Regions from separate parts of the Homo sapiens genome. Here region 1 is linked to region 2. A link is an interaction called in ENCODE POLR2A ChIA-PET data of the cell type or tissue named here. Cell type or tissue: CD4-positive, alpha-beta T cell. All regions are shown on one strand. Each heading gives the region's core, and the rest is flanking DNA. Links, peaks and the distances in the headings are about the cores only.

Region 1 (16,152 bases), core at 9,191-11,690, 65 kb after region 2:
ATCAGTATTATTTCTGCTATGACTATTTTATTATTTCTGACCTTGGTCATGGGGCAATGTGTACAGCACATGCATAATGTGCAGATGAGAAACAGAGATGTTTATCCCAATAATTCAAGACCCCCCAAGCCCAGATTACCTCTGTTATTCAAATCTCAATTTATTAAGATTTAAATCCTCATGCTTATATTGGAAGGGCCTCGAGACAGCTTACAGGATAAAACAGTGCAAAATAAACAGGAGAGAAGCTATTTAAACATGCAGGAGGCCTTTGAGACAGCCGATTGCTACAACCAGGCCTGAATCAGCCCTAAGGCTTTTTGAGGCTGAGGCAAAAAATAAAATCCACGAATTTGGTTAGCTTTCCTTTCATGAAATTAGAAAATACAATGTTGTAAAATACAAAATCACCTATAGACACAAATGACTACTGAGAGACTTCAAGGAAATTAACCTTATAATTTCCTTAATTCTTCATTTTACTGTTAGTCATGGTAACATTTGCTAATTTGTACATGTACAGATGCTTCATGTTGATCCCATCTTAGCAAAGCTTCAGATTTCCGCATACTACAGAACCATCTATGCCCTTTACTTCCAAAATCTGCCCTCCCTCAAAATTAGTTGACTAATTAAATAAATTAAGCAAAATGAGAGGCCCGGTGTAGTGGTGTGTACCTGTAGTCCCAGCTACTCAGGGAAGACAGCTGCAGGTTTATCACTTGAGTCCAGGAGTTCAAGGTTACAGTGAGCTATGATCACACCACTGGACTCCAGCCTGGGCAATGGAGTGAGACCCTCTCTCCAAAAAAGTAAATAAAAATAATGAAAAAACAAAATGAAATAATCTGTCTGGTCTGTGCCATCCCAGGTTATAAGGTGAGAGTGATCTGCCTGTGACCACTGTCATCGCATTGATTTTTGGAGCTGATTTGGCTGACGTGGCCAGGTAGCCATTGCTTTTCACCCTCACCCTGTCTTGTGTTCTGCCTCCCAAATCTGTGTCCCTGGTAGACATGTCATGGCCTTTCTCAATAGAGGGTTTATAGACTGCAGTGCTTGCCTGCTGGGAGTTCCAGTGCTTTTTGTGCATTGCGTATCACCTGGGTGTCTTCTTAAATGGACAGGGTTCTAGGCAGCATCCCGGATACCAGTTCACCATTTGTCCCTTCATTCTGCCCAAAAAACTGATGGCTTCCTCTGAATCTGTCAGTAAGGCAAGTGATTATCTAGGAATTGACAGAAGTGATTATCTAGGAATGGAGTCTGGGGAAAGGACAAGGTGGGGGTAGGGGCTACTTCATATGAAATACCCCAACAATTTGGAAGATTAATTAACAACATGCTATTGAGTAAAACCTAAGTTGACTGAGTACCATGGCACAAACAATGTGAATTTTCTTTTTACTCTTAATATTTATCATGACAAAAATAAAAGCGATAAGAAAACAAAAGGTATCTATTATTCCAAAGTTGCCATTTTTCTAGATTCCCTTCCAGATCTTGTCTGCATACCTCCTCAGTGCCAAAGTGGTTTTCAGTTATCTGTGGCTCTGTTCCTCTGCTCTGTTGACTTTATCCAATGAAAACCACAAAATAAATAAAACATAATTTTATTAACAGATTGGGCCTATGCCTAGCCAGGGACTTGAACAATGTTTCATGTTTATATTTGATACATATACTCTTTGTTCTCCATTATAATTTCTCTCTGCTATAACTAACACTTTTATTCCTAGTTATAAAAATAGAAGTCAAAAGACTTCTATTTTTGCCATTTTATGTTAATTATTTATCATGTTCTAACCAGGTAAAGGTGGTTCTATCATGATCAATTGTAAATAACTTTGCTGAGATAGTGTAATTAAACATAAGAAAAATTTCACATTAGACATATCAAATAGATATCTAATGAGAGAAGAAAGGTGATCAGTCATCTTCTGAGCTAATCATTTTGTGAACGTATTTTAAATTGCATTTTTAAATTAACAAGCTGACACCATAAGAAACTAGAGGACCTGTTTAATTGCTGAAATAATTATTTTGGCACATAGTTGCTAAGCATTGCACATGAACAGCAAAAATGGTAGAAGCTTTAGTAGCTCTTTCTGTCATTTCTGGCTCTTCCTAGTTCATCCTCTCCCCAACCCCTTTGCTGTCTGTAGAGAGACAGCAGGTGCCATGCTTCTGCTCTGACTCTGGAACCAGACTGCCCGAGTTGAAATCCCAGCTCTGCTATTTACCAGCTTGAGCACCTATACCACTGCTCTGTGCCTCAGTTCCCCCATCTGTAAAATGAGGACTGTAATTGTAATAACTTCATAGGGTTGTCACATGCATTTAAGGAAAGTACCTGGAAGAATGCCAGATGCATCACAAGCACTTACTAAGTGTTAGCTGTTGTTATCATTGTCATTACTAGGCAGACTTCTTGGTGGCTTGGTAATGCTGCTCTGTATAGTCAGATATTATTTCTGGGACATCTATGGATATAGTCTTGATTGTTGTGACCATTTGCAATGTGTTATGTAGAATCTGCCAATAAAAAAGAATACTATGAGCACTCCCTTGGGACCAAGCACTATGTAAGCACTGTAAGGGATCCAAAGACATAGAAGACCACATCTTTCCCTCAAGCAGTTTATGGTCTAGTTGTAGAGATGAGGCCTGTGTAGGGAAAGCTAAATAGCAATGCAAGAACTAATATAGAGTAAGGCCACAATCTATGATATACATAAGAAGCACATATAGGCTGGGCACAGTGGCTCACACCTGTAGCCCCAGCAGTTTGGGAGGCTGAGCTGAGAGGAAGATGTGAGCACAAGAGTTCAAGACCAGCCTGAGCAACACAGCAAGACTCTGTCTCTACAAAAAAATTAAAAATAAAAAAAACTGGCTAGGCATGGTGGTGTTTGCCTGAAGTCCCAACTACTCGGAAGGCTGAAGCAGGAGGATTGCTTGAGCCCAGGAGTTCAAGGCTCCTGGTGAGCTATGATGGTGCCACTGCATTCCAGCCTGGCAACAGAGCAAGACCCCTGTCTCAAAAAAAAAGAAAAAAGAAGCACATATCCACTAGACAGCATACCTAGGTGGTCTAAAGGAGAGTTGGCCTAGCAAGGTTTCATTGAGGAGGAACCAACCGTGGGCTGGAGCTGAGGAAGGATTTTCCCAGTCAAGGTGGCTGGGAGGGCATTCTGTGCTGAGGAAGAAGGAGAACAAGGAATGGCAGAGGCAAAAGCCCAGAAAAAGGGCAGTCTTGGTTGTATTTAGGGGACAGCACATAACTCAGTTTGATTGAAGCAAAGGGTCACTTTCTGTGGCTAGTGGAAGATGAGGGTAGACAGGCACACCATCCTCAAATTTTTAAGGACTCCATTATGCCAAGGTTTTTATTATAAACGTATTTTACTTGTTCTCTTGAAAGAATCAGGGAACAATGTATTGGCACTGCTTCAGCCTGAATATTGCATTTCGGAAGAACATATGTTAGAATCCAGGCCTGCAAGGTTTTTAGTTCTGTTCATACAGACATTTCTGAGCTCTTGGAAAAGAATTTAGTTTCAGCCTTGGGTGAGCATGATGAGGGGGCATAACGTGAGCTGGGGCAGGCCTGCCAGGAAGGAGGGGCAGGTCGTGCCCCATGCCAGCACAAGAAAAGGCCATGGTAACACTAGAGGCTGTAGATGTTAAAGTTCAATCTTCAAAGTGAATAAAAATATGAAGTGTTAGGAGGAAAATAATCATTGGTTAAGGTTTGCTTTTGAGAAATCATCTTGTTTGCCATTCAACTTCTGTTCCTAATTTCATCATGAGATACAGTGGCTGCTCAGATGATGAGGGTGAACATTTGATCTCAAGACACACATACATTTTTTAATCCATATCCTTTTAGATATTTTGGCTACACAATTTTAACTGCAAGTTTTTTAATGATAATGCACGATCCAGTATTGGGGTTAGTGAATTGGTTTCTGATTACATTTAAAACCTTTTCCTCTTGATAACACTAAGAACAAACTGGCATTCATTTGTCCAATATACACTTACCAATCAATACATTTAAGATGATGTCTTATTCAAAGCTTCCTCTTCTACCCACTAAAGATAATTTGAGACAATGTCTCTGCGTTAACAAATATATTTTCTTAAACAATAAAAAAGGCTTTTCAAAAATATCTAGAGTATATAAGTGACACCTTCCCCCACTGAAGTAGTTAAAGCCATTTCTGGAGCTTTTTATGTTTAGGTTAAAAAGCAGCTTTATATGAATGTTCCTTTTAGGCTCAAATTATCTTTTAGAGGATTCTAATATTATTATCTCAGTTGTGAAATGTTGCTAGTCGTGAACTAATTCTGTCCACTTTTCACCATTGATACATTCATGCTCATTTTTATTTTAATACGTGGCCCCAGTATTAGAGCTGGGCATTTAAAATGAAAATTCCACCTGGGGGAGGACAAGCTGTTATTGCATCCTTACGATGCCTGAGTTTCGGTTCTGTTATACACAGGCAGTAAGCGAAAATTTTTGTTTAGCTAAATCTTCCAGTCCTGTGATGAAATGCGCAAGTGGTAGGGCTGTGTTAAAACCCAATTTGCATCAAGATGATTCAGATTTTTTTTTATTTGTTTGTTTAGATCTTAATCATGTCCCAGTAACTGCTGCCCTTCCTCAGCTCACAGAAAACGCCTGGCTCGAAGCCATGTTGTAGATAGGGCCCTGACACAGCACCTGGCTTGGGGCAGGTCCCTCGTGCGTGCTTGGGAATAACCATTGCTGAATGTCTTCACTTGTATTGGATCTGAGTATGGCAAAGCACAGTCAAAAGCAGATATCGACACTTACCAAATATGACACGTGGGCAGCTTTAATCAGAGACCACTTGCGCATACAATTCTACAGGGAGGCCAGTCACTACTGAACAAAAACGTAGCTCAGGAAATCTGAATTTCTGTGATTTATTGCTGCCAGATGTATGAGTATAGGGCTGGACCAGCTAACTTTCGTGAATGAGGCCGCCTGCTCTTTCTAAAGAACAACTTTTTTTCCTCATATGCTTCTTTGAGGACTCTTATTTCTGACCCCCACCCAACTTTAATTTTATAATTTCATCTGCTTGATTTTAATCCATGCATGCCCTTTATGTTTACCCCTCAATAAAATGAAGTTATCCTCTTTTTCCCCCTCTAGCCAGATAATTAACTTTTGGCCCACACTGATCCAGAGATATTTCTTCCTTCTCACCCCCATGCTTCTGAACATTCTCAACAGAAAGTTGCCAAGATAAATAAAATTGCAACACAGTACATGCTTCTACATAGAAGATTCTCTGCTTTTCTCATCTCTACTTTTCTTAGTCTCAGACGTAAAATGAAAGGTAGACATACACCCACTTCAGCAGTCCCCCAAATTCCAAATTTTTAGTTGTACTGGAAAATACAATAATTTGGGCAGGCATACGAGCATTCACAATAAATCACAGAGTTATGAATAAATCTTGGTTGTCAAAAGCAAGTGTGTAGCCGTTCCAAAGCGTCTGCCATTAGAATTCAGCAAGGCAGCTGTCAGCTGTTTTCTTGTAATTAAACAGCCAATGAGCAGCTAATTAAGACATATGTGTATACAGAAGTGGAAGTGGGTATGTTAATGAACTGTAGGAATCAATTCATTAAGTGAAAATTGTCAAAAGACCAAACATCAGATCAGCATTTCAGCCTCTGTTTCACTGAGAAGGAGCCCCACACAGGAGGGGACAACTCAGAATCAGACCCCCGTTCACCTTCCCAGCCACACCCACAGTGCAGCGTCCAGCCAGCCCATGAACTTAGACAAAACTATTAAAACTCCAGTAGGAAGTGCCAGGCATATTTCCAGGCTTTTAAAATTTATCTGACAAATGAGTGCTTTCCTACCTGTATGGAAACCTGGTATTTGATACCCTATAAAATGCCATCTCCCTCATCTGAACCATTGTAGGGAACTCGGACTACAGAAATTGAAAAGTGTTTTTTTGCGTGTTTGTTTTGTTGTTTGTTCATCTTTTGTTGTTGTTGTTGTTATTCAGTCGGCCCTACATGTTTGTCTTGGTGCTTTTTAGGTGGTGTATTAAGAAGTCTATGGCCTTTGGAATAAGATACACCTAGGATTCAGGAATTCAAATCCTGGGCCCTCCCCTTACCTGCTCTGTGACTTTGGGCACACGGCTTAACCTCTCTTAAGTTTAACTTTCTCATTTGTAAAGCAGATATACATATCCCTACTTTGCCAATTGTAGGTTGTTGCGGATTGCAAATAATGATGGCAAAGTGTCCAACATGGTGCCTAGTAGGGAGCAGGTGCTCAGCATATCGTCACCACTGTTTTTATCACTGCCACCATTTTTTCCTCTGGTTGTTCAACAAGTATTTATTGACTTCTCTAAGTATTGGGTTAGCTACTGGAAACAAAGAAACAAGGCAGTCAGGCCCTGGAAAAGGTAGACATTAATAATACAACAAGGTAAGGGCTAGGAGGGGGATAAATACAGGACTCTTAAAGGTACACATGGGAGGGGCCCCTCAACCAGCTTTGAGAGGGCCCAGGTCAGAGAGGTTCCCAGAGCAACCGAATGTCTTCTCAGTGAATCCTGAAGGGAAGGAGAGAGTTTCTTTGGGGAACTGTGGAGATAGAAGTTTACGCTTGGTCATTCTATGACTTTGAGAAGAGCTGCCCGGACATGTGGTCATTGCCTGGTCATCAGCAGGGAGCCATTAAGGGCTCATCAGCAGAGAAGTGACTTGATCAGTTTGATGTTTTAGAAAGATATCTTTAGTAACTGTGTGAAATGGATTGGAGGGAATGAGAATGGAAGCAGGGGTCCCAATTGGAAGGTTGTATAATAACCAACTCAAGAAGTGAAAGACATGGAAACTTAAGAAAACTGCAGTAAAGATGGAGACAAGTAGATGGATCTGAGAAATAGGAAGGTGCCAAGAAGCAGCCTAACTTGGTGATGCTTGAATATGGGTGGGGAGGAGGCAGAGATTAAGTGAAGCCCATCTTTCTGCCTTGAGTAACTGAGGGAAAGATGATGCCTGTCACTGAGCAAGAAAACACTGGAGAGGACAGCTGGGAAACAGGCTGTGGGTCATTCTCTTCTAGGTCGGGTGCAGTGGCTCATGCCTGTAATCCCGGCATTGTGGGAGGCCTAGGCAGAAGGATCACTTAAAGCCAAGAGTTCAAGACCAGTCTGGGCAACAAAGCGAGACCCTGTCTCCTCTACAAAAAATTTAAAAATTAGCCAGGCATGATGGCATACACCTGTGGTCCCAGCTGCTGAGAAGGCTGAAGTGGGAGGATCACTTGAGTCCAGGAAGTTGAGGCTGCAGTGAGCCGTGGTCACTCCATTGCACTCCAGCCTGAGTGACAGAGACCGTATCTCTAAATATATATATTCTGTTCCAGAAAGTCAATGGGGGCTCTAGAAGGCCAAACCACAACTTTGGGTGAATGCCTATCCAAAGTCAGGGGGAAGCATTGAAACAACGTGATGGAGAGCTGGTGACACAGCAAGGATGAGGCTCAGGCCAGCCACATGCTGGTAAGCTGTGAACAACTGGCTCTCTGGAAAGCAAAAAGTGTCTATCTGTATGTAGATAACTTTGGTATCTATCTCATTGATATAATTTCACATAATTTTCAAACAATAATAAAATATACAATATTCTTTATTTTAAATTTCATATAGACAAATGATTCTCACTGAATGCTCTCATGATTTTTGCTGAACTCCTACATCTATCTGCATGGTTACAACTGAGGAAAGACTAGTTCCAACATGAATGTTGGTTGATATTTTGTTTACATTAATGACTAAGAAGGGAGTGAAACAACGAAGACATTTTGGAACTTCATTCATTCGCCAACAATGACATGAACCACTTCCTTGCTGACTCAGTTAATAGTTTTCAAATACCAGAAGAACATTTCTTCCACTTTTTATGTTATTCACAATGGGAGCACTGGATATGATGTACTGTTAAGTTTAATCTGCATTATTATAATTTTCATCAGTTTTTTTTTTTGTGTTTTTTTTTTGAGGCAGAGTCTCGCCCTGTTGCCCAGGCTGGAGTGCAGTGGTGTGATCTCGGCTCACTGCAACCTCCGCCTCCTGGGTAGCTAGGATTACAGGCACCTGTCACCAAGCTTGGCTAATTTTTGTGTTTTTAGTAGAGACAGGGTTTCACCATGTTGGTCAGGCTGGTCTCGAACTCCTGACCTCGTGATCTGCCCACCTCGGCCTCCCAAAGCGCTGGGATTACAGGTGTGAGCCACCACACCTGGTCTTTTTTTTTTTTTTTTTTTAAGACACAGGGTCTCACTCTGTTGTCCAGGCTGGAATGCAGTGGTACAATCATAGCTCACTGCACCCTCAAACTCCTGGCTCCAACAATCTTCCCACCTCACCTTCCCAAGTAGCTGGGACTACAAGCACATGCCACTACACCTGGCTAATTGTTTTATTTCCTGTAGAGACAGGGTCTATGTTGCCCAGGCTGGTCTCGAACACCTGGCCTCAAGTGATCCTCCTGCCTCAGCCTCTCAAAGTATTGGGATTACAGGCATGAGCCACTGCATTGGGCCATCACCTTCCTGCCTCAGCCTCTCAAAGTATTGGGATTACAGGCATGAGCCACTGCATTGGGCCATCACTTTTTAAATCTAGACAATAAAGCAAAATAATAAATCAAACCCTGATCTGTAACATTTGCCAATTTCTGTGGTGTAAATAATCCCACCAATGGCCATTTTCAAGCCACCCGACCCGCTCTTTCACAGAATACAGAGTAGGGAAGGGATGCACAGCATGGTATAGTATTTCCACCTTCAGATATAAGGATAATTGATGTAGACAACCTGAAGAACATTGATAACAGTAAAATAATCATTAAAAAGTAGTTAATTTTTTATGTCAGGAATGCATCAGTTAATGTGTAATAACAGATTTAATAACTAGCCTTAATAACAAAATTCCTGACATTTTAGCACTCAGCTCTTGCAACCTGGTATGAGCCTTCTCCTAAACACCATGGCCTCTGTCCCAGTTTGCCAAGCGCCCATCTAATGGGATCAGTGAAAAATTCATAGTATACAGTCATTTTTTTTAAAGAAAAAGTATTAGGGAATAGAATTTCCAGAGAAGGTAAGACACGTATCAGAAATAAAAGCACAAGGCGTTTTGAAAAGCTAGGTGAAATAAGGGAGGAACACTGGAGAGATGTCTTTGAGACAGTAGGAATTGAAACAAAAGGTGGATATGTAGGGACTCTGTGTCAGGAAATCGAGAATGTGTGACATTGTTTTGTTTGTCCCACAATGAAGAAGATACATATAAGTAAGAGGGCACTGGACTTAAAATCAGGACAAGAGATTGAGTCCCAGCCATGGGACCTTGGACAAGTCATTTAACATTCTAAACTTCATTTTTGTTTTTGGCAAATCAGAAAACTCGAATCAATCTCTGGTTCTTAACAAAAGGAAGTCAAAGTCTTCGGGGAGCTTTTAAAAAATATTTACTATAAAAATGACAATTGTGGCCAGGTACGGTGGCTCACGCCTGTAAATCCGAGCACTTTGGGAGGCCGAGGCAGGCGAATCACGGGGTCAAGAGATCTAGACCATGCTAGCCAACATGGTGAAACCCTGTCTCTACTAAAAATACAAAAATTAGCTCGGTGTGGTGGTGCACGCCTGTAGTCCCAGCTACTCGGGAGGCTGAGGCAGGAGAATCACTTGAACCCAGGAGGCAGAGGTTGCAGTGACCCGAGGTAATGCCACTGCACTCCAGCCTGGTGACGGACCAAGACTCCGTCTCAAAAAAAAAAAAATGACAATTTTTTTCTTTTTTGACTTATAAAAATGGGAATTTCTCATTGTTCAAACTACTATGTATGCCTGGACGACATCGCCAAAAGTTTCTGGTTTGATATATAGTTCTGGTTTGATATATCTAAGGTGTATCTTTTAAAAGCTCTGTGGGTGTTTCTGATGCATCACCTATATGTCAACTGCTGTACCTGATAATCTCTCAAAGTCTTTCAGCACCAAAGGCCTGTTTGTTTTATTCTAATTTTCTATTTGCAATAGCTGCATGGTAATCTGCTGCCACTAGGTGGTGGTAGTGCGCCACAGTCACACTAAACGTATACTACCTGAAATGTATCATGGTGGCTCTCTGGCTCAAGCTCACCATGTTTGTAAATGAACATCTCCATGTATTTTAACATCCATAAAAAGTGAACTTTTATGACAGCCAAGTAATTTGTTAGCTTATCTTTTAGAAATAACAAAATTGCCAAATTATGTACTTGATACCTTTCCCAGCTCACAACTTCAGCACTTTTTTTTTACGCCTCCTCAGTTCCACCCAAAACTCCATGCCCTAGTTTTGTGCTTCCCCTGCTCTCTGTATGACCTCCAATCCCTGGAATTCATCTCTCAGCTCACTCACTTCCTAATCCTTTTGCAGGATTTCTCCCCAATCAGACAAAATCTATCTCTGTACTTAGAAACACACTACTTCTACCTTGAGGTAGGAAGGTACCTACCACACTTTCTACTTTTCTTCTTCCTCTTTCTAATCCTTCTTCCTCTTATGTGTTATTTAACTCTTAGTATCTTATCTGTTTAATTTTCCAAACCCTTAATCCTCTGAGAACCCCGCCCCCCAAGGAATACTGAAAAGAAGAGGTTTTTAAAAAGAAAAAGAAGCAACCCAAACCCTCATTCTTCCTGAAATGCAAAGTTCAGTATTCGTCTGAGTCATGGAGGTTTACTCACCCTGTTTCTCCCTTCTCAGCTCTCACCTTATAACCCCACTTCACCTCTCGCATCTGATATTTGATAGTTCTCCTTGTGGGTATGACTCTGTTGACTTAATCCAAAAGAAAGATCGCCTTTCTGGTTCTTAGCTATGCCACTCCCAGAACTTTTCAGCAGGCATTTGTTCAGCTGACTTAGTTGAGGTATAAATGATGCTGTAGAGAATAAGGTGTGTCTGCTTGCGTGCCTGCTTTCCCCAAATCCTCAAAACTGAGACTTCCAAATAAGGGTAATCCTCTTCCAAGCAGATAGTGTGGAAGCTGGACATTGGTTCGAGCCACAGTGCCACTGCTCAAAGAACATACGGAATGCTTCATGAGTTTGCCTTGCAACTTATGGCATAATTACACAGACATCTTTAATGATAGTTATTCTGTGCCCTTGCAGTAAGTTTCATTGTTTGTTTGTTTGTTTGTTTGTTTGTTTAAATGAGCTAGAGTGATTTAGAAATAAGGTGAAGCAAATGGGGCAGAATACTTCTGGTCAGAAATGAGGAAAAATGATGGACTCATGAGACTGATTTTCTTATGTGACTCCTAATCCAGATCAGGAGGCAACTCCAGAGAGAGATTTTTGTAAAATGTCTGGGCGGTAGGAAGCTGGGTCAGCTAAAGGTGCTAAAGTGAGGGAAAACACTAATTTCAGAGTAGATTGCTCTTGCTACTTTATTCTGCATAACTTGTTTTTTACACTGCCTAATTTAATGGTTGCCCCATATGAGAACAACTAAGGAGGAATTCTTTTGACACACAAGAGAAGCAGAAAAACAAAACAAGATGACAGTGTAAGTTCTGGAGTTAAACTATGTGAAGTCATATCCTGGCTTTACCCCATGCTACAGCGAGGACTCTGAGCAAGTCACTACACCTCTCTAAGCCTCTGTTTTTTCAGCCTTAAAACCAGGGGAATGATAGGATTTGCCCAATATTGCCCTTGTCACAAGTGAATGACACAATCCACATAAAGCATAGAGTGCCTAGTATGAAGTCAGTGCTGTTTTAATGGTATTTGGGATTTGTTTTAATCAGGTACCATAAGACACACAGATCTGGAAATGACTGTCATGAAGGAAGAAGTTTGTTACACAGTAGTCCCCCCTTAGCCTCATGGGGATGCCTGAAACTGCGAACCTTTTAGATACTGTTTTCTCCCATACATCCAGACCTGTGATAAAGTTGAACTTATAAATTAGGCACAATGAGAGATTAACAACAATAATAATAATACAGAACAATTATTAAAATATACTGTAATAAAAGTTATGTGAATGTGGTCTCTCTTTGCTTCCCTTCTCTCTCTCAAAATATCTTAATATTCTTTTACTGCAGTTGACGCAAGTAACTGAAACGAGGAAAGCAAAACGACGATTAAGGAGGGAGTGCTGGACTCACAAATCCCTAGAGACAGGGCCCATGCCACACCATACAGGGGACACATGGGGAAGCGCCAGGGTCAGTGAAGGGGAGAGGGATGTGGGGAAACACTGCCAAGAGCCTCCATGGTGTTTTCCACAGGAAGGAAGGTGCAGCAGGATGAGCAGGATTAGGATAAGTAGCTAGTCTGAATCATTACAGACGGCGCTAGGAGGTAGGGGCTGTCCCTAATTGTCTTGTACCTAGCCCTAGGGTGACCAGGGCAGGGGAATCATGGCGAGAAGCGTAAGGGCCTGATGAAGAAGGTGTGCTGGGTGTGGGCTCTAGCCCACTTGGTTTTGTGTGAGAGGTGGCTGACAGCAGGTTGTTTGCTGTATGTAGGAGTTATCCAGCCCTGCAAGGGCAGTCCCTCCAGTGTCTGCAAAGCCCGAAGATGTCTGCATCCAAAATACAGAATAAAAAGATATGGTTACTACAAGTACTCAGTAAGACTGATAATCTGTCATCATCATCCTCATGCCCTTAAAGCAGAGCTAACTGATGATTAATATATGCTTCTATGTTAACAGTCTTGGACTTTATTAATGGTGGGTGGAAGTTAACTTAATGTATGTATGCAAACTAAAAAGTGGCATCCTTTTCATTAATGACCCAACCATTATTCAAGAGCTATGTCTAGTTAGGGACTTCAGACTTTTGAAAGAAATGAAGAAATAATGCCAGATACATGGGCTCGCACTTGGAATCCCAGCTACTTGGGGGACCGAGGTGGGAGGACCGCTTGAGCCCAGGAGTTCGAGACCAGCCTGGGCAACATAGCGAAACCCTGCCTCAGTTTTAAAAAAGAAAAAAAGAAGTAGTGAAGAAATTGGAAAGGATTCTGAGAAGAAATATGCAAGGTGGAAAAGAGCCTAGAAAGAAAGGTGACAGATGCTGGGATTTGGTCGTCAGAAGAGATATCTAGGAAATAGCATGGCAGCCCTCAAGTACTAGCTCCACTTAAAGAAAAAAAGAAGAGATCATTCAGACATTCCTCATATTCGGTGATCACACAAGAAACTGTAGCAGGCTTAATGTGAAGCAAACAAAACTCAACTTCAGCTAAAGCAAAAACAAATACATTCCTGATTTTAAGCATCCACAGTGATGCCTTTACACAAGGGTATGAACGGTGGGAGAGTCTCAAGAAAGAGATAAACACCTTTCAGCTTGGACAGAGATTATGTGTCTCAGGGGAAAATGAATACCTAGACAGCTGACCTCTTGGTATCTCTTTCTAAGGATTATCTGCCTCTGTGACCATTTATATTTTCTTGAATTCTCTCTAGTAAGCCCCCAAAGAAAGCCTTACTTCTTCTTACTTCCTTTTCACAGGGGAAACAGACACACACAAACAATAAAATAAAATAAAATAAAAAACATAGCTTTAGATATTTTTCAGAAGAGAGAGATTGCTTTACAGAAGAGGCGGGACTTGATCAAGGGTAGAGTTAAAGTACAACAGAGAGACAGTCTGAGACATGAGGCCCCCAGCCTTGCCCATGTCAAGGTTAGCAAGCACCTTGGCTGAAAGCAAGAGGAGTGAGAAGTCAGGGTCCTGCCCTGTCCCATCCCAGGTTGGATTTTCCAAAGAACTGGAAACTGAGGTCATATACATCAACTTGGTTGACAAAGGCCCCCAGCCATTACAAAGGAAGGCAGGTGCACTTCTTCTCAAGCTGCCCACCATAACTTCCCATCTGCCTATTGTAGGGGGGAAAAAAAAAAAAAGCACAGATGAACAAAAAGAAAAATAAAATCTGATTGGCCCCACCAACTACTGCCAACAATTTGGGGCATAATTTTCCAAATCTTCTTTTATAGTAAATATATGGGTGTCCTTTTTTTCCACAAAACTTGGATTATACTATGTTTAGCTCTTTAGTTCCTTTTTTAAACATTCAATGGTATATTTTTATCACCTTTTATATCAATAATTATATTTCTGAAATACCATTTGTAGTGGTTGAATCCCATTGTATGAGTATACAATATGACTCTTTTAATTCAGTAATGTTGGACAGTTAGGATCTTTCTACATTCTCTATATTATAGATAGTACTGTGAAGAACACCCTTGTAGGAAAATCTTTGTAGCATTCTAAATATTTCTTTAACGTGTATTCCTTAAAAGCCTAGCTCAGTGGGTAGGCTTTTTAAAAATTTTTGATACAACTGCCAAATTGACCTCCAGAAAAATCGTTCAGTGGGAGAGCACCCTTATCAGTTTGCCTACCACTCTGTTAATTCTTTAGGATTTTACCTCTCCCCACTAGTGTCGCCCTCATTGGGGTCATCTATCTTCACAACTAAAGCTTTGAAGGTAATAATTCTCTTTTGTACCCTTCATGGCTTTGCTTCATGGAAATGACTCTACTTACCTTATTTTTTTTCTGCATACATCCCTAGCTTGCAAAGCCACTGAAAGATAAATGAGCAATAAAAAGATAAAAAGGTGGATCATGCCTGTAATCCCAACACTTTGGGACTCCAAGGTGGGAGAATCACTTAAGGCCAGGAGTTCAAGACAGGCCTGGACAACACAGCGAGACCCCCATCTCGACCAAAAAAAATATATAAATATATATATATAAATATATATATATAAATATATATATAAATATATATATATAAATATATATATAAATATATATATAAATATATATATAAATATATATATAAATATATATATATAAATATATATAAATATATTTAATATAATATATATAATATAATATATAAATATATATAAATATATATAAATAAATATATATAAATATATATAAATATATATAAATATATAAATATATATAAATATATAAATATATATAAATATATATAAATATATATAAATATATATAAATATATAAATATATATAAATATAAATATATAAATATATATAAATATATATATAAATATATATATAAATACAATATATATAAATATATATATGTATGTATGTATGTATAATTAGCCAGGCATGGTGGTGTGCACCTACAGTCCCAGCTACTCAGGAGGCTGAGGCAGGAGGATGGCTTGAGCCGAGGAGTCTGGCCTGGGTGACAGAGCAAGACCCTGCCCCCTCCCCCGAAAAAAAGCCCCCATGTGTTTGGAAATTAAGAAATATGCCTCTAAATCACATCTGGATTGAAGAAGAAATCTATTGAAAGTTAGAACATGTTTTTCACTGAATGAGAATGAAAATACTACGTAGTAAAGCTTTTGGGTTGCTGTTAAAACATCACTAAAAGGAAAACTTGACACTCTAAGAATAAACAGTGAAAATCAGCTAAGAATACAGCTCAGGAAGTTAGCAAAAACAAACAAAAATAAAGTTATTGAGGTCAGTAGCTCCTTATACATCTTTGTATCCCCTCTCATTTCCCAAACAGCACTTGACACGAGAGGAACTTGATGAGCATTGGACTGGATTTGTTCCATCTTTAAAGGCCATGGTTCTGAACATGTGGTATTTCTAAACTGCCAGGGATGAGGGAATATTCCCAATCTGATCTGCCAAAATAATCCCTCCAAGTGTTATCTAATGCTTGCGATAGCAGATTCAGACTTGGGGAGTGAGAAACGCCTAAAGGGCCGTGTGTTGAAGTGGGCTAGTGAAGATTACCATGGTTCACCAGGTTCACAGTGCCCTAGGTTGTGGTGTGGCTGCATTTTCCTTAACTTGGATATTCCAGGGAAGTGTTTTGTATTTATTTTACAAACAATCTCTTAGAGATAAAGGCTAAAGGTAAGTCCTTTTGTATCATTCCATCAGGCACATTGCTTTTGATCATCAGAAGCCAAGAACAAGGACCTGGTCCTGTGCCTTTTTACATGGGCAACTGTCTGTTGAAGTTAAAGAAAGTTTTGCAGGTATAA
Region 2 (16,152 bases), core at 6,721-9,220:
TTATAAAGCCATGGCTTGACTGAAGGACAACGAACTTTATTGACCTTCTAAATCAGAGCGCTGTATAAATGTTTGGAAGACTCAATTTTGCCTTGAAAGGGGGCTGGGGAGGGAGTGTATGAATCCTTGTTTTCTACGGTGCTGATTATTTGCTTGTGTTTTAAATTGTGGCCCAACTCAGGGGCAAGAGCAACTCACTTACATGGAGAAAAAAATATGCTAGAATTATCCTTGCTTAATCATCATGAATGCAACAGCTAATAGCCATCTGATATTTTAAGTTGTGCGTGGCAACAGACCAACAGAAAAGCAAGCAGAATGAAATTTCGTGAAGGAACCGCAATAGGTACGCAAACTTGGCTTTTCAGAATTTTTTTCTGTTATGCTCGGTACTATAGACACCCTGACCAAAGTTTTAAACAATGCAGACTCTGGGTATGTAGCATCTGAAATTCATTGTAAAGAGATTGACCTGTAAAATAATAACGTCATGATTTACAGTTCCGTAAGGACAGTAAGAAGAATTAAGCTTCAAAGTTTAGAGGGAATTAAGTCTTAGTCGCATGTTAAAATGTACAAAGTTCACCTTCAGAGGTCTTTATTTTCTGTCAGAATTACCACAGTGTTTCATTTTTAGGGTATGAAAACGATAGCTTTTCCTACTTGTAGATGGGTTCTCTGGAGAGATATGGAAGAGCCTGGGAATTTAGCGGCTCAAATCAGCTGGCAACTGGAGTTCATTTAGGTGATTCACATACAATTTCCGGCTTTCCTTGCAGGTATCAGTGGTCTTGGACGCGGGGAAGGGGGTTGGGGGGGACAGGTGTAGACCAGGACCTTGGTTATTGGTATAACTGCCAATATCCAAGGGTTGCCAAGGGTTGGGTGGGCGGAGTTCCCCCGCCCAGGCCGAGTCTCTCCAGAAAGACTTCGGAGGAGCTTACTCCACTCCCCGGACGGTCCCAGTGGCTTCGTTCTCCACGGCCCAGAAGTGGGCCGTACCTTCCGATTAGAGCTGGGGCACTCTAGGAAATGCGGGTGACCGTAGCTCCCCAGACCAAACCTGTCTTTTCCACCAACGAGCTGGCGCATTTATCGCCCCCGAGTGCTCCGGCAAGCCAGCGGGAGAGTGGCGTCGGGTTGCGAGCCTCTTGCCCCACCGAGTGGGGGCAGAAAGTGGTCAGAGGCGCGTTCCGCGGGGCGCTGCGTGCAGAAAAGCGACCGGCGGCCACAGGTGATCCCGAAGGCGAGGGGAAGGCGGGCGCCCGGGCGAGGGCCCGGGGCGCGGGAGGGCAGGCCCGGCCGGGGTGGGCCAGCAGAGCCGCCGCTGCTACTCACCTGCCCGCGGGGGCGGGGCGGGGCGCGGCGCTGGGGCGCGCCTGCCTCCCGCCTCCCGCCTCCCGCCTCCCGCCCCGGGAGGAAGCGGAGGGGCGCGGTGTAAACAGAGCGGCGGCCGTGATGTCAGCCGGTCACATGGAGCCTCTTATGGCTCGGGATGGCTCTCGGCGGGCGGGCAGCTGCGGCAGCTGCTGCTGTGGCTCGGGCGGCGGCGGCGCGGCGGCGGCAGAGGGGGCTCCGGGGTCGGACCATCCGCTCTCCCTGCGCTCTCCGCACCGCGGCTTAAATGATGTATTTTGTGATCGCAGCGATGAAAGGTGAGCCCGGGCGCCCCGCCGGGGCCGGGTGGGCTGGCGGCTCCGGGGGGCGGGGAGGAGGGCGCGCAGGGGGAGGGGTGGGCGCGCCTGCCCGAACGCACGTACTGCCCGGGGCTCGGCGCGGGGGCCCTGCCAGGGCCTTCTGGGCCACCGCCGCGGCGCCACCTGAGCCCGGCCACGGGATCGGCCTGCCTCCGATTGGGGGGCAAAGGCGCACGGGGTGGATCCCCCTCTGCTGCCCCCTCCGGCTCCTGTCAGTCTCTTGGGTCCGCTTGGCACCGGGCGGGTCTCCCAAAAGAAAGTTTGCCGGGAGTCGCCGCGCTTCGGAAAGGAAGGGGAGGGTCTGCGGAGTTCAGAGGAAGCCGGGGACGCCCGCGGCCGGTCCCCAGGGCCCGCACCCGGGACAGCTCCGGCCTAGGTCGGGGAGGCGCCGCGGCCGGGCAGGGCCGTGCGTGCGCGTTGTCGCGATGTCATCCCCGGGGACTGGTCAGCGCCCCAGGCCTTGCGCCCTGCCCCTGCGTCCCCGAGCGCCTCAGCGGCCGCCGGCCGGGCAAGTGCCGCAGGTCCGCGCTGTGTCCCGCGCTGTGTCCCGCCGCGGCCACTTCCGAAAGCGCGCGGGCCGGAGCGAGACGGGCGCCTCGAGCGTGCCAAGACGCTCTGGGCGGCCCAGGGAGCCGCGGCGCACCCCGCTTGACACTTTGGCTGGTGGATGGAGGTGGGGAGGAACTCGGCAGCCCACGGGATCCGCGGGCAGGGGCGGAGGTTAGACCGTGGTGAGGGCCGACGGGCGCGGGTTAGTCGCGGCCAATCCTGCCGGGCGGCCCGGCCTTCCGCCCTCATCAGGACTCCGTAGCCGGGCCGGGGGCGGGAGGGGAGGGGGATTTGGTTGGAGGGAGGACTGGCTCTAGGTCCTCTCAGGTGAGAAGGAGAGAAACCGTGGCAAGTCAGGGAACTTTCTGATGGGAAAGCTAAAGTTTGGAGGTGTTCAGGAAGTCGCCCGTGCTGCCGGAGAAACCGAGACTCGCTCTTGGGACGGTTGCAAACAGCTCCGGAGAAACTCAGCCCGCAGCACGCCGCCCGCCGCCCGCCGCCCGCTTGTGCGCCCGCAGGTTCCTCGCCGTGGATAATCTGCCCGAGCTGCTTCGCAGGCCCGGCCGCCAGGCTTGGGGATTTAGAGCCCCATCTGTTTGCGGCGGACGCGGCTTCCCTAATGCGCAGCAATTGTGCAGACCCAGACTGTCCTGCGGGTCCTAGCCACCGGTGCGGGTGCCAAGCGCCTGTTAAACGTTTGCTAGTTTGGGGTTGTGTTGCAATCTGGAATGAAGGACACCAGTTCGGTATCTGCGCTGGGTTTACTTTCGGATCACCGAGCTTTGCCTTTCTTCACTAGAGATTGGGTGGCATCTCTTTTATTAATTATTAACAGGCCGAAACGTACTGGACGTTAAGATGAGCTGCTTGAGATGAAATCTTTCTATATAATGTGCCCACAGCAAATTTTCTCTTTTCCCCTGTGGCTTGAGGGGAATGGGATTTAATCATTTTTAGAATATGTAATTCATATAAGTAAAAGAGAGGAAACCTCCCGTGATCCGCGCTCTTAAGCACTTAAAATTATTTGGGAGGAAAAATTATTAAGATTTCTTATCGACTTCTTATGTTAAAAAATCTATTCTCCCCCACCCCCCCAAAAAACTTTTATGCTAGTCCTGCATTTCATTAGCCCTGTAAGTGTGAAACGTCTTAAATGCCCTCTGCAGTTAAAGCATTTTTTGTCTTTAAATTATAAAATTGATTTTGCTATTTGGAAGATGTCAATGCCAGTCTTTATCCACTTTGTCTAATATACTTTGTGTTGATTGGAGGAAAGGCGAGAGGCTGAGACATTTTAAACTGCTTTCTCCCCTAATGAACAGTAACGACCCACCAAAAAAAAGGAAAGTACGTTTTAATATTTTGATTTAAAGTTGATGTTTCCTAGTACATAGGCTTTTGCTTTTGTAATTCTACAAAGTGAAGTTCCATACTGTCCCTTGCTAATAGAATAATAAGAATCACACACGCTACCCCCACACTTGGAGTGACCTCTGTCTGCCATAAAATAATAGTTTCATAGTATTGTGCTTTGAAAAAAGTGCCTCAGAAGTACTGGCAATGCAATTTTTCTATAAACTCAGCTGCCTGAAAGAGAGAGAGAGAGAGAGAGAGAGATAGAGGAAGAGGGAGAGAGAATGCATCTGAACAATTAGAATATTTCACTCCCAATATCATAATATCCTGAATTTTAATGGGATTATCTTGCTTTGGTGCAAACTTAAGCTGAAAGAGAAAATAGTTTGTGGGGAAGTGAGGAATGCTGTAAATGTTTCCATATCAGATTTAGAGGAAAAAACTGGCTTAGAATCTTATTAAATACTTCCCTATTGCTTCTCAGTTTTAATAGTTAAATTGGTTCCATGTGTAAGACAGTTTGTATAACTAGATTTTTCGTGCAAAACAGAAATACTGTTTACAATATAGCTTTTTGGTATGTGGATGCATGTGGACAAGGGAGGAGAGAACAAGCCACCATAAAAGAAAGATTCTCTTTGTTGGCTGATTTACTGATGTTTTTTAAACATCAGTAAATCAGGCCCTTTGAACTCACCAAAGAAGAAAATCCTTCCTCTGCATTAGTTGTCAAATAAGTTTAGGCTTAGTTTCATGCTCAAATGTAATAAATCTTCATTTGAGTAACTCTAGTCTCATCCTTCAATTTTGCTTTTGTTTAATTAACAACAAAATTCCAATACCATTTGGATTGCTTCTTGGGCAAAGGGAGAGAGCCAGCTATAACATTTATAATCGGGGGAGCACTTGTTCTGCTCATCATAAAAGTGCATTGGCCAGATGTCACGCGGCAGCGGAGTACTGAAAGGAAATGTAAGACGTTCATCAGTTTCAGTAGATGATATACCCCTTTGCTTCATATGAGTGCTCAGCCTGTGTTTGTGCAAATGGAGTTATAAGAGCACAGGGAGGCTTAAAGGGAATTTCTGGCCCGTAGATTCTTCGTCCGGCCTGATTCATGTGCAAATGCAAGACTCCTCACCACTTTGAAAATACTGTATGTGTTGGTAGTATGTCCAACTGTAATAAATACGATTCTGTAGTTTTGAAGAACTTGGCCTTTCTTTCTACGAAATGAAATTAGAATTCGATCTCTGATCTCACTGTAAGGACCCATTGCCTGGTATCCCTTCACTGGGATTTTTGTACCATTTTTGTTACTTGTGATGGGAAGGATTGGGAGAAGGTGATGGCTGGATCTTGAAAAGAGAAAACCCAAATGGTTGCCACTACTGAGCAGAATGCTTATCTGGCAAGAAGGGATCAGTTCTTTTAAAGACAAAGAGGATTTCTGAATCCATTTGTCCATGGGAGGAGGGAGAAGCCTGGACCCTCCATGAAGTAGAGAGTATTTTAAAAGCACCATTTTCATGGGCAGCCTCTTGATTTTATATATTTCAATCACGTTACTTGAGATACAAAGCAGCAGCATGCACAAGTAAACCCTTTTGCCCACGATTTGAATTGAGAACCATATAATTTATTTAATGCTGCCCAGTCATGAAATAATGTAATTTCTAAACAGAAATAGTCATTTAGAAATATACAGTATGTCATCTAAACCTTAGCTCTTTAATATGTAGTAGATACACTTGTAAATATATTAATAATTCTCATTAGTCTCCTTTTTCTCCTATCTTTCCCTCCCACTCAAGTGAGACACAATAAAAGTGGATGAGATCAGCAAGGTGATAATTGCAAAGCACCTACAATAGCACCCAACCACTTTCTTATTTGCTCTGGGGTATCTAGGAAAATAATATTTATAAATGGCCACTTACTGGAGAAAAGTTACTGGATGGATGGATGGATGGATGGATGGATGGATGAATAGATTTGCAGAGGTAGATGTAGGGTTCAGTTTTCTTAAAAATCTCTTAAATTATTATAGGGATCAACAAAACCCCTTATGTGGAACAAATTTCCTAAGAATACTCTGTCATGGAAATGTTTTCTGCATTCATTTTTACTATTTACAGCACTTATTAGTAAGAAATCAAGGCTGCCTTTATGTATTTCATATTTAATAATTTTAAAGCCATAATTAGACACTCAGAGTCAGCAGCTACACCACTTTTATGTTTCTCTACTTAAAAAACAGTTTTTTTGGAGCCATCCACCAGTGACAAGTCAGGTGTGAATTGACATTTGATAGTATCTCAAAGACCACATACAGACCCTCTGAGGAATGATTTACAAGTTCTGTCTCCCCCATCTAGCTATTCTACTGAAGATAACTCCCTTCCATCCCAACCTTTTGATTCATGAACTGAGAGAGTCGTAGTCAGAGCTTTTTCTATCCGTCAGTATTTTGTGTGACATGATAGAACATGATTTTTCTGTTAATTGTCAAGAGATAGGAGGTCTAAATAGATGGATAATAGCATATACTATCCAATGGGCAAAATGCAAGGAAGCAGCTGAAATCTTTTGTTTCTGGATTTTCTTTTTGGAATGAAATTTGTTAGCCCTCATCATATTTTCAGGAGATAATACGATAACTTTAAAAATCTTTGCTCCTGTGGGTATAAAAAATAATGTCAAGATTATTCCCTAGGTTTTCCAGTTATTTCATTTTTTAAAATGTTACTGCTTCTGAAGTTTACTAGGCATTTCATAAACAAATAGGGAGATGATGCTAATCTATATTTATTTTGTGCTTTATGGTTTACAAACACTCTTACATCATTTAATCCTCCATAGAGAGTCACTGATAGTCCCATCAGTGACTGATGAAGAAACTGAGGCTCACAGAGGTTGCGTTATAGCCTAGCTTTTCCATCTGATAACGTGAAACAAGAACTACAACCCTAATTTCTATCTTCATGCCTCCCCTGGAGGAAGCTGTGAAAAACGTCCTGGATATAACTTTGTCTCTAGTTAGTGGAAATTATAACTCTGGCATTTATATGGGAAAAAAATAGATCCAATTATGTAATGCTTTGCTGAGCCTAATATCTTTAAATTACTATTTAATAAAATCAGTTTGGTACAAATGGGGTTATTCTTATTTGCTTATCATTAGCTCTCTTCAACCATGATTTTCATTAAGTCTGCTTGTTTTAAGAGGATATGAGTGAAATATAAGCATTATTTTCCCCAAGAATACAGAATACCATGAAGTACAGCTAACCTGTGTAACCAATCGCCATTATGATAGAATTGAGAGATATATCTATATGTTCCACTTATCCTTAGGCAAAGGGAACATTCACAAATGCATCTTCTAATTTTAATATGACTTTGTGTAGTATAAAGCTTACGAATTCTCGTGCTTGTGAGTGCTGTCGTGTTTGTTTTCATGACAGCTTAGGGGCATGATTGTAGATCTATTCTTGAGAAATCGTTTGTCTTTTAGAAAATCACGTGAAGTCTAAAAGTTTTCAAGTAGATCTGAAAAATCTCATTTCTCACTTAGTGGGGAATGGCCTTAATGACTGCTGGATTAAGGTGTGTTTGTCTGAAAGCAAATAAGGATTATTTCAGTCTCAGACGAAACCTTTAAAGTCACTCAGATGAATGTCTCACTGGGATTTGGACCCTGCCCACAATATTTCTGCCAAGTAGTTATCTGGTTATGCTGGAACACCTCCAACGATGGGGAACTCACTATCTTTAAAGGTAGGTTACTCCATCTTGAATTAGAAAAGTCTTTTTATATCAAGCATAACTCTCTCCTTTGTACTTTTAATCCCTTAATTCTGATCCTTTCCTTTGGGGCTGTGCAGAACACATTTAATCCATCTTTCAAATGAAAGACTGTAAGTCATTTGAAGACTAGTACTGTAACACACACATGCACACGCACACACACACACACACCCCTCTAATACGTAATATCTGCTGTCCCTCTCCAGTCCTTTTTGCTGTAAGTGTGGTTCTGCCTTCCCACAATCTTGGTCAGTTTCTTCCTCAAACACACTTCAGTTTGCCTAGAACCACTTGAAATTTTAATGCCAAAGATGGACCCCAAGTGCCAGTTGTGATATAATTGACTTGGCACTTAACCCAGCACATAGTAAAGAGGCAGCCATGACTTAAAGATGAAAAACTTTTGTTTTAAAATTTTAAAGATAACATCAGCTAGCTGTATCTCTAGCACCTCTCACCACCAGTCTTTGTGATATCATTGTTTGTGAAAGTGGACTTTTGAACTGTTTAGGAATACTTTTAGTTCCATTTGAAGTTGATTATTAAGTATCCAGGAAAATCAAAGATACTACAAAAATAATTAAAGGAACATTAGAAGCATTTCAGGTATTTTTCTGCCGCATGTCAGATATGAGATAAGGCTGCCCTCTAGTGGTTACTTGCACATGGACGGCTAAACCCATAATGGTGCCAGTGAATTTCCCATCAGGCTAGTGGGAAGGTCAAAGGTTGTAGTTATTTTCTTAATTGGAATGAGACATTTCTATTCCAGATTCAAAAGTTTAACTCGTTGTTCTTCATGGTTATCAGAAATGTAACTGTGGAAGGGATACTGAATTTTAAAAGTTTGCTTGGCAGGAAGTAAAGGAAAAAAAATTTTTAACTTAAAGCTGATTTATTTGCTGTTTGGCTCAATATTAAATTTAAGTGAAATTTGGTTTGTGAGTCAACAATTGTTATGACATTTTTAGTAATCCTCGTATTTTTTTAAGTTTCAAACTCCATTCTAATTCCCAACCCTTGAATATCTTTTAAAAAGAGGTCGTCATTTGATGAGCTAAATTCAGCGTTTCCCCTTTTTAAATCTAGAGCTTTTCTTTTTCAAAAATGATAAACATTTAGTAAAAAAGTAAACTACAGTAGCTTTTGGGGGGTAATAAAACAATTTTAAACATGGATGAAAAAAACTATTAACCCCTTGGTTTCTGAAGATTTATGGTTAGATCATTTGGTTCACTTAAGTATATACAGTTTGCCTAAAAAATAAGATAGAGGATATGTCAGAAACTCTGCATGAGGTAGCGACAAGCATTCATTTGCATATTTTTTAGGATAAATAGATAATACAAGTGGATTGTGGATTTGGATTTTGGTGTTATAACAAGTGTGAAACAATGGTAAAACAATCTGATTTCTGTGTCGGAATCTGAGGAATGAATATAGATCTTCCTATTTGCTTAAATGTTATTTGTTCCTGGTGCTACACAGAGGTATAAGAATGCACGTTTATATGAATTTTGCATTGCTGAAGAAGTCAAAGCTGATCTGAGCTAGAATAACCAGGGTAATAATAATGACAAATAATCACCAGGCTTGTAAAGGATAATAGTGCTTACGTGTTCCTATTAGAAAGATGAAATTGCAGCGTTTCATGAAAAAGAAGAAAAAAAATAAAAAGCAAGGAAAAACTGCTGTTTAAACCTTTCTATCATAGAAATAAGGCAGTGGTTCAGAAGTGAAGACTTGTGGTTAAGTTTCAGATCAGTTATTGAAGCCAACCGTTTTACAAACTGCGCCACCCAGAAGTGTGATTTTTTTTCACCACATGAGAAGTATTCTCTTTTTCACAGAATGTTATTTTCATTTTTCGGTTGTTGGAAAGGTTTTTTTTCTCCTTCTTTTTATTTGTTCATCTCACTTCAAATCTTCTGTAGAACAGTGGGTGAAAATAAGTAAATAAATTTGTTTCAGCAAATACTTAAGTGCCTATTGTGTGCTAGGTAATTCAGGTACCACCTTTGTGCTTTTATAATAGGAGCTGAGACACCTTCCTCCCAATCAAGTGTCTTAAGCCATGAATCAGCATTTAAAAAATGCACTGAGAAGTTGGCAGCCACACTTAGTCAGAGAAGGCTGCTTTATGGCTGTTGGACTTACACATTTGCATTTGCTATAAGCTACATGCCATTTAAAACAAAGGAGATTTCTGTGACATGCCAAACAATGCAATGAAATGTTAATGTAACTGGATAAAGTCAAACCCTATACTTATGGATGAACATGATTTGCTTCCACATAAGCCATAAGTTAGCTCTAAAATCCTGCCTGAAACAGTGGTTCTGAAACTGTAGAGTAGAACCCATACTCCAGAGAGTCTTAAGAAGGCGGATCCCTGGGTCTCACACAGAGTTTGATTCTGTCAGTCTGGGGTGAGGCCCACGAAGGCATGTATTTACACAGCATCTCAGATGTTTCTGATGCAACTGGTCCTTAGGCCTCACTTTGTGAAGCTCTCTGTTCTAGCCTGTCAGAGCCAGGTGGACCGCAGAGTCCTCCAGTCCTCTAGTGGTTCCCAAATGTCATTGATCTTCACAGTCATCTGGGAAGCATTTAAAAAATAAATGCCTTTCTCCAGCAACACCTGCACAGATCCTGCTTCCAAAAGCCTAGGAGGGGAGGCCAAGGAATCTTCTTTTGTAAAAGATCCTCTTGTGAGGATAAGACAGGTTTGGGAACCACTGCTCGGGGCTAACCCTTTCCTCTTACTCACGAGGAAAGGGAATCTCAGAAAGGTAAATTATATTAAGGTAACCATTCACTTCTCTTTAGTTCACTCCCTTCAGCATGGAAGAGGTGCCAGATGTGAGCAATTTCTGGCATTGTTATTAACACACTTGAAATATTTTTCTGTTAACTTTGGCCTTGCTATCAACCAGCATGCAGAAGCAAGTGGGCAGACTGTTCCCTCAAATCTCTTACCCCAAGTGGCCCAAACAGGAGAGAACCCTGAGGCTGTTTTGGTGCTGGAGGCTGCTGTGAGACTTTTCAAATACTGTACTCCTTTTCGTCATAAAGCCTTGTCCAGAAGCCCCAGCCTCTGCATGTGACATAGACACAATGTATTTTAGCCTTCACTGTGTGCCTGGGCTGGGTCTTGCCAATACTGTGACCACTTAGCAGGAGCAGGCTAAGAGTCTTACTGCAGAAGTCAAGGCCAACTCAGTGGAAACAGTGATGTCTTTTCAAGGTTGCTTTATTCAGCGACAAAGTAAAGGTTTCAGTGCCCTGGAAGCTGATCAGTGCTTCCTGTTTAGCACATGGCCTTTCTCAGGCACTGAGCATCTGGTGTGTATCTGCCAGTGTCCAGGCTCTGGAGGTGACATCCAAACAGGGGAGACCAAATGCTGCCTTCGTGCAGCTTAGATTCTAGTCTGGTGGGATAGATGAAAGTAGACTTCCTCTGGCTGGTGTGGAGAAGGACTACCTGCCTGCTTCCACACTGCGACACCAGCCCCCTTTTTCTTTTGAAAATGCTGGTGTAGTATCTATCTCATTATTGTGGCAGATGTGATGCTGGCGGCCGAGGGGACAGCAGTGATCATGTCAGTCTCTGGTCTCTGTGAGTGTACATTCTGGTGGGAGAGGTAGGTAATACTTAAGTAAACATATCAATGAACTAGATAAATGCAGATAATAACAACAGCTAGGCCAATGTAAAAACAGTATAATGGTTTAGAAATGCTTATGGCCTCATGGGTCAACATCAGGGAACTGAATCAAAAAATTTTCCCAACTGATGGTGAACATTTTGCAATAGACCTCACAGGTCATCTGCTCCCAACCTGGTCTGCGTATTAATCTATCTAAAGAGTTTTTAAAAGATATATAAGCCCAGGCTGTGCTCTTACAGATTTCTGATTTTACTGGTCCCAAGGTGTAGAGCTCAAGTATTGCTACATTTTTAAAGATAACTCAGATAATTCTGGTTGAGAAACCTCTGAAGCCCAACACCCTCACTTTGTACATGAGTCACCCTGTCCGCAGTGTAGCAAAACAATGTTGAGTAGTGGAAACCCCCCTACATAGGGTGGGGGAAGATGAAGATATGGGTTATTGTCCCAGATCTGCGATGCAATAATTGTCAGGTTAAACCTCAGTTGTTCACTTTCCCTGTTTTTAAAGTTAAAGGGTTGGACTTGGTAGTCACCAAGATCTTTTCCATCTCTACCGTTCTATGAAAGTGTTTCTATTAAAACAGAAACATGCTCTAGTTTCTTGTTTGAGACTTGGGAGAGGCAAACAAATGCCTCCTACTTTCCTTATTCCCTGTCTCTACCCTTAATTGCTATAGGTCCTTCTATCAGCTAATCAGTTCCTTTTGGAAGTGAAAATTTAAGACAGAAAGAGGTAATTACTTTATGCTATTTAAATAAATTTAAGAACAAGCAAGTTTTCATTAATATTAATAATAAATATGCCCAGATTTAGTTCTAGTAAATTACAGTCATACCTTATTTATCAAATTGTAGCCTAAAGCTTTTTCCGTTTTTGATGGTTGATTTAAAACCAAGGGGCGGGGGCAGTTGTTTAAAAATGGAAACCATGGAGTAGCCTTAACCATTGCGTACCACAGTAATTTTATTCTTTACCAAATATTCCAAGCCAGGAACCCAAAGAAATTGAGTCTCTCCCAATGTATCGTCTGCAGTTTATTAGCAAGCAGAAACAATGTATCTCTTGTGATGCCATCTTATTTTATAAAAAAGAAAAACAGAACTAAGCTCCAGCATGAAAAAATATCATTTAACTTCCTAATTTGAGACCTGGCATCTTTAAAAACTTGGATTTCATTGAAACATTTATTCAAAAAGACAGCAGTTCATTATAAACCAGCATGGTGTGATGTAAGCACCTTAAGTTTATTTCCTTGTGTGGAATTTCCCAGTGGGGTTTGATAATATTCAGCAGTTTCAGAAGCGATAAAGGAGTTTGAAAAGAAAATCTGATGGGAGCTGGTAAATGAAATTAGAGCCATATCTTTTTCAACAGAGATCTTTAAAGATTTGCATACCGCCTATTTTGTATATATCTAAGAAATTGTACCTCCATTGCATTCACAGCCACGTTTGCCCTAGACACAAGATTATGAAAAATCCTCCTCCTCTTAAGTTGCATCCGTAACATCAAGCAACTTTTGAAAATGATATTGTTTAACAAAACAATTGGTTTGATAGAAATCCATTTCAAAAGCAATGTTTCTACCACAAGCAAAATCTCGTAAAACAGAAGCATTTTGTTTCCACTATTGCAGAGAAACAAAGTTGTTTAAGATGAGTTAAGATGTCTCAGGGTTTTGGCAGTCTTTCTAAGCCCCCTGCTGCTGTTACGTTCAGAATCCCTTTTGAAGTGGCCTGGAAGTTTCTATGCAATTTCAGTGGCTGCTTAGGGGAAATATTGGCTAAACTGCTCATTTCGACTGTTAAGATGGATCGAGTGTTTTCAGAATGTTTTCGTTTGCTAGAAATATGTTTTGCACTGGGGCTTCTCTTGTTGAAGAAGGTTGGTTACCAGCCATCTGAAGATGCCTCAGGGTGTTTACAGAAAATGTGGGTGCTGTAGTTATATTTGAGCACAGCCCTCCCCCAACAAAGATAGTGTGGTAATCAGCAGGAATGTGAAAACATGTATTTAAGGATTGATGCTTGTAAAAGAGGCGCTGTAAAGAAACATGGTTGTTCAGATGTAAGAAATGACTGACAGCTCTCTTTGTAGGCATGCTAGTAACAATAAAGTCTAGAAGTTCAACATCAAAGCGATCACAGCTTACTCCACCAGTGACTTGCACATCAAAGAGGGAGCACAAGACAAAGGAAGTGCACTGAGGTATGTTTCTGCCTCATAGCCAGATCCTCAGGGGGAGCTCCCAGAGCTCCTTTCATGAATGCATAGTGATTTTTGCAGATCAGCGTCTTCATTTCATAAATGACCAGGAATATAAAAGCAGGGCAAATGAACGCCATAATTGCTGGCATCACTTTAAGTTTGGTTCGGAAAGATTCATCACAGGAGCGATTGGTCTCTCTGGTTTCCTTGAGTAGTGAATTCTATACCAGTGTGGGCAACTCTAACTTCACCTAATGTAGTACAGGGAATTATTCACAAAATAAGAGAAAACAAAGTGGATACATTTCAAATTGGTGGATTGGAATTATGCTTGAGAACATAAAACTGGACCTAAGTTAGTGCAGTATGCCTCTTTTTTCTTTCCTGTTGATTGCTTAATTTTTTGAGATTAACCTTGTGGGTGGATGTCTGCTGAATCAGGTGTGCATTACTTAACAGGTGTGTGACATAATGAAATTTAGACCTGTTAAACCAGCTCTTAATTAATCACCAGATCTATGCTTCAGTTCTCTAACTCAAATCATGTGTACTCCAAAATGCCAAAAGTAGAACAGGAAGAAGAGTCTGGGTTTGACTTTCTTCCCTCTCTCTTGATATTACATTGAAAATAAAATTAACCATGCAAGTATTATGAGTGGTTTTAAATAATGTGCTTTTTTTTTTGCTTGCCTTTGAAATTTAAAGTTCTTTTATAGTTCATCTTCAGTAATTTACTCATTTTTAAGTGCTATTGAAAAATAGTAGTGCTCTGTGTAGTCATTAATAAATACAAAGCAGCTTTCTCAAGGCTCTAGGGAGACCTAATAAACACAACTGTGTTACTAATTGATGCTATACTGAGCTGACAAAAGTAGTGCATCGGTAAACAGAAGTTAGAAAGCAAGAAGTTAAAGAACTATAGGGGATTATGTAGACATCAAGGGTTGAAAATTATAATAAGGCCTCTTTAGGGGAGCATTAATTTGCATGGGGCTGAATTAGGACAACCAATTATTTCTGAGGACACTACTAAGAGCTCATCCAAAATACCCCCAAAGTGAAAGGTTTGGGAAAGAGTTGGGACTTAGGTGAGATGGAGGGGGCACTGAGCATGTCATATTTCCTATAACTCATGGTAGTTCAATAGTTTTCTCAATAGCATGTTAGAATAGCTAGTTTTCTTTGTTAGGAGAAAATGCTGATGAAATCAACAGTACTGTAATTTCTTTGTTCTATACACACAGTTTATGTTGAACTACCACAATGGAATTTTTTTTTTTAAGCAGGAAGGGCAGGAGAGTGGAGACAGAAATAAACCTTTTAAATCTTCTTTACGTGAACCCCACAAGGACATAAGCATTTAGCAGATTAGAGAGCGTTTGGATTTATAGATACTATCCTCTACAGTAGTGGTCTTCAATGTGTGATCCAGGGACCCCCTGCGGGGCCCCAAGGCCCTCTCAGAAGCTCCAAGAGATAAAAACCAGTTCCATAACAATACTGAGGCATTGTTTCCCCTTTTTACTACGGTGACCATTTGTATTAATGGTGCAAAGCATTGGTGGGTAAAACTGCTGGCACCTTAGCAGGAAGCAGGACGGTAATGCCAAGCTGTACCAGCAGTCATGGTATTCTTCATTACTGTGCAGTTGCTGTTAAAAAAAAAAAAAAAAAAAAAACCGGGCGCGGTGGCTCACACCTGTAATCCCAGCACTTTGAGAGGCCGAGGCAGGCGGATCGATCACAAGATCAGGAGATCGAGACCATCTTGGCTAACATGGTGAAACCCCATCCCTACTGAAAATACAAAAAATTAGCTGGGCATGGTGGCGGGCGCCTGTAGTCCCAGCTACTCAGGAGGCTGAGGCAGGAGAATGGCTTGAACCTGGGAGGTGGAGCTTGCAGTGAGCCGAGATTGTGCCACTTAACTCCAGCCTGGGCAACAGAGCGAGACTCTGTCTCAAAAAAAAAAAAAAAAGTTTCATTTAAGAATGTGCTTGATGAAGCAGAAAAATTTATTAACTTTATTAAATTTTGACCCTCAAGTCCATACCTTTTTAATGTTCTTTATGACAAAATTGGAAGTTTGCATAAAGCACTTCTGCTTTATACTACTAAGTACCATGTTTGTCTCCAGGGAAAAGTACTTGTGTCATTGTTTGAGTTAAGAGCTGAACTAGCTGTTTTTTGAATGGAATGCCACTTAATAGAATAACAGACTATAATTATTCAGATGTGGATATGTTTCATATATTTTCTCAAAAATGAACTTTGAGTCTGTTATCTCCTGAAAAACAGTTCACAGTATTTACTGCCCATACATTCAGGCAAAAATCTGAATTTTGGAAAACTTGTATCCAACCCCAGGAATCTGACAGCTTCCCAATACTTAAAAACTTTTCTGATGGTATGGGTAGTGATATTAATCAACATAATTCCTTGATATAACCACATCTAATAATGAAATGTGTCAAAATCTGGAAGATATACAAAACCCAGTGAACCAGTAGTTTCCAAGTGACCCATGGATGATATTATAAAAATATATGTAGGTAAATGATCCACTCAAAGTGCAAAATATACCGGTGTATTTTAATTTAACAAAGTACAAAAAGTCAGTGATATGGCTTCAGGTTCCATATTCTAACTAATCTTTAAGAAACTACCACTTGTTGAGTTTTAGTGTAGTACCACAGAAGAATATCCAAAATTATCTGAAAAGGCTATTATAATACCTCTCCTTTTTCTAGCTACATATCTTTGTGAGGCCAGATTTTCTTCACATACATCAACCATAAGAGCATAACACAACAGATTGAATGCAGAAGCAGCTATGAGAATCTACTTGTCTTCT

The links. ChIA-PET counts read pairs that join two places held together with the same protein. Peaks named below come from ENCODE experiments on the same cell type or tissue, not always from the same donor. Only the 100,000 strongest peaks of a DNase experiment are listed, where the experiment ranks them.
Region 1: POLR2A ChIA-PET joins it to region 2 with 21 read pairs; 9 of 35 experiments call an interaction of 5 or more read pairs at or near these places.

Annotation. Positions count from the first base shown.
Region 1 is chr15:60,514,963-60,531,114 of GRCh38, reverse strand. The region is part of intron 3 of RORA (RAR related orphan receptor A); the gene reads left to right. All of the region lies in intron 3 of RORA-AS1 (RORA antisense RNA 1), which reads right to left. Among named protein-coding and RNA genes, the nearest start is that of RORA-AS1, 44 kb to the right of the region's middle. In CD4-positive, alpha-beta T cell, for the core only: a CTCF peak has its summit at 10,162 (motif pointing right); DNase peaks (open chromatin) are centred at 10,174 and 10,846.
Region 2 is chr15:60,577,890-60,594,041 of GRCh38, reverse strand. The region is part of intron 2 of RORA (RAR related orphan receptor A); the gene reads left to right. The region is part of intron 3 of RORA-AS1 (RORA antisense RNA 1); the gene reads right to left. Among named protein-coding and RNA genes, the nearest start is that of RORA-AS2, 96 kb to the left of the region's middle. RefSeq lists silencers at 1,169-2,218, 2,249-2,368 and enhancers at 8,954-9,003, 12,662-13,488. In CD4-positive, alpha-beta T cell, for the core only: CTCF peaks have their summits at 7,852 and 8,055 (motif pointing left); DNase peaks (open chromatin) are centred at 8,081 and 9,191; H3K4me3 peaks cover 1,171 bases; H3K27ac peaks cover 1,716 bases.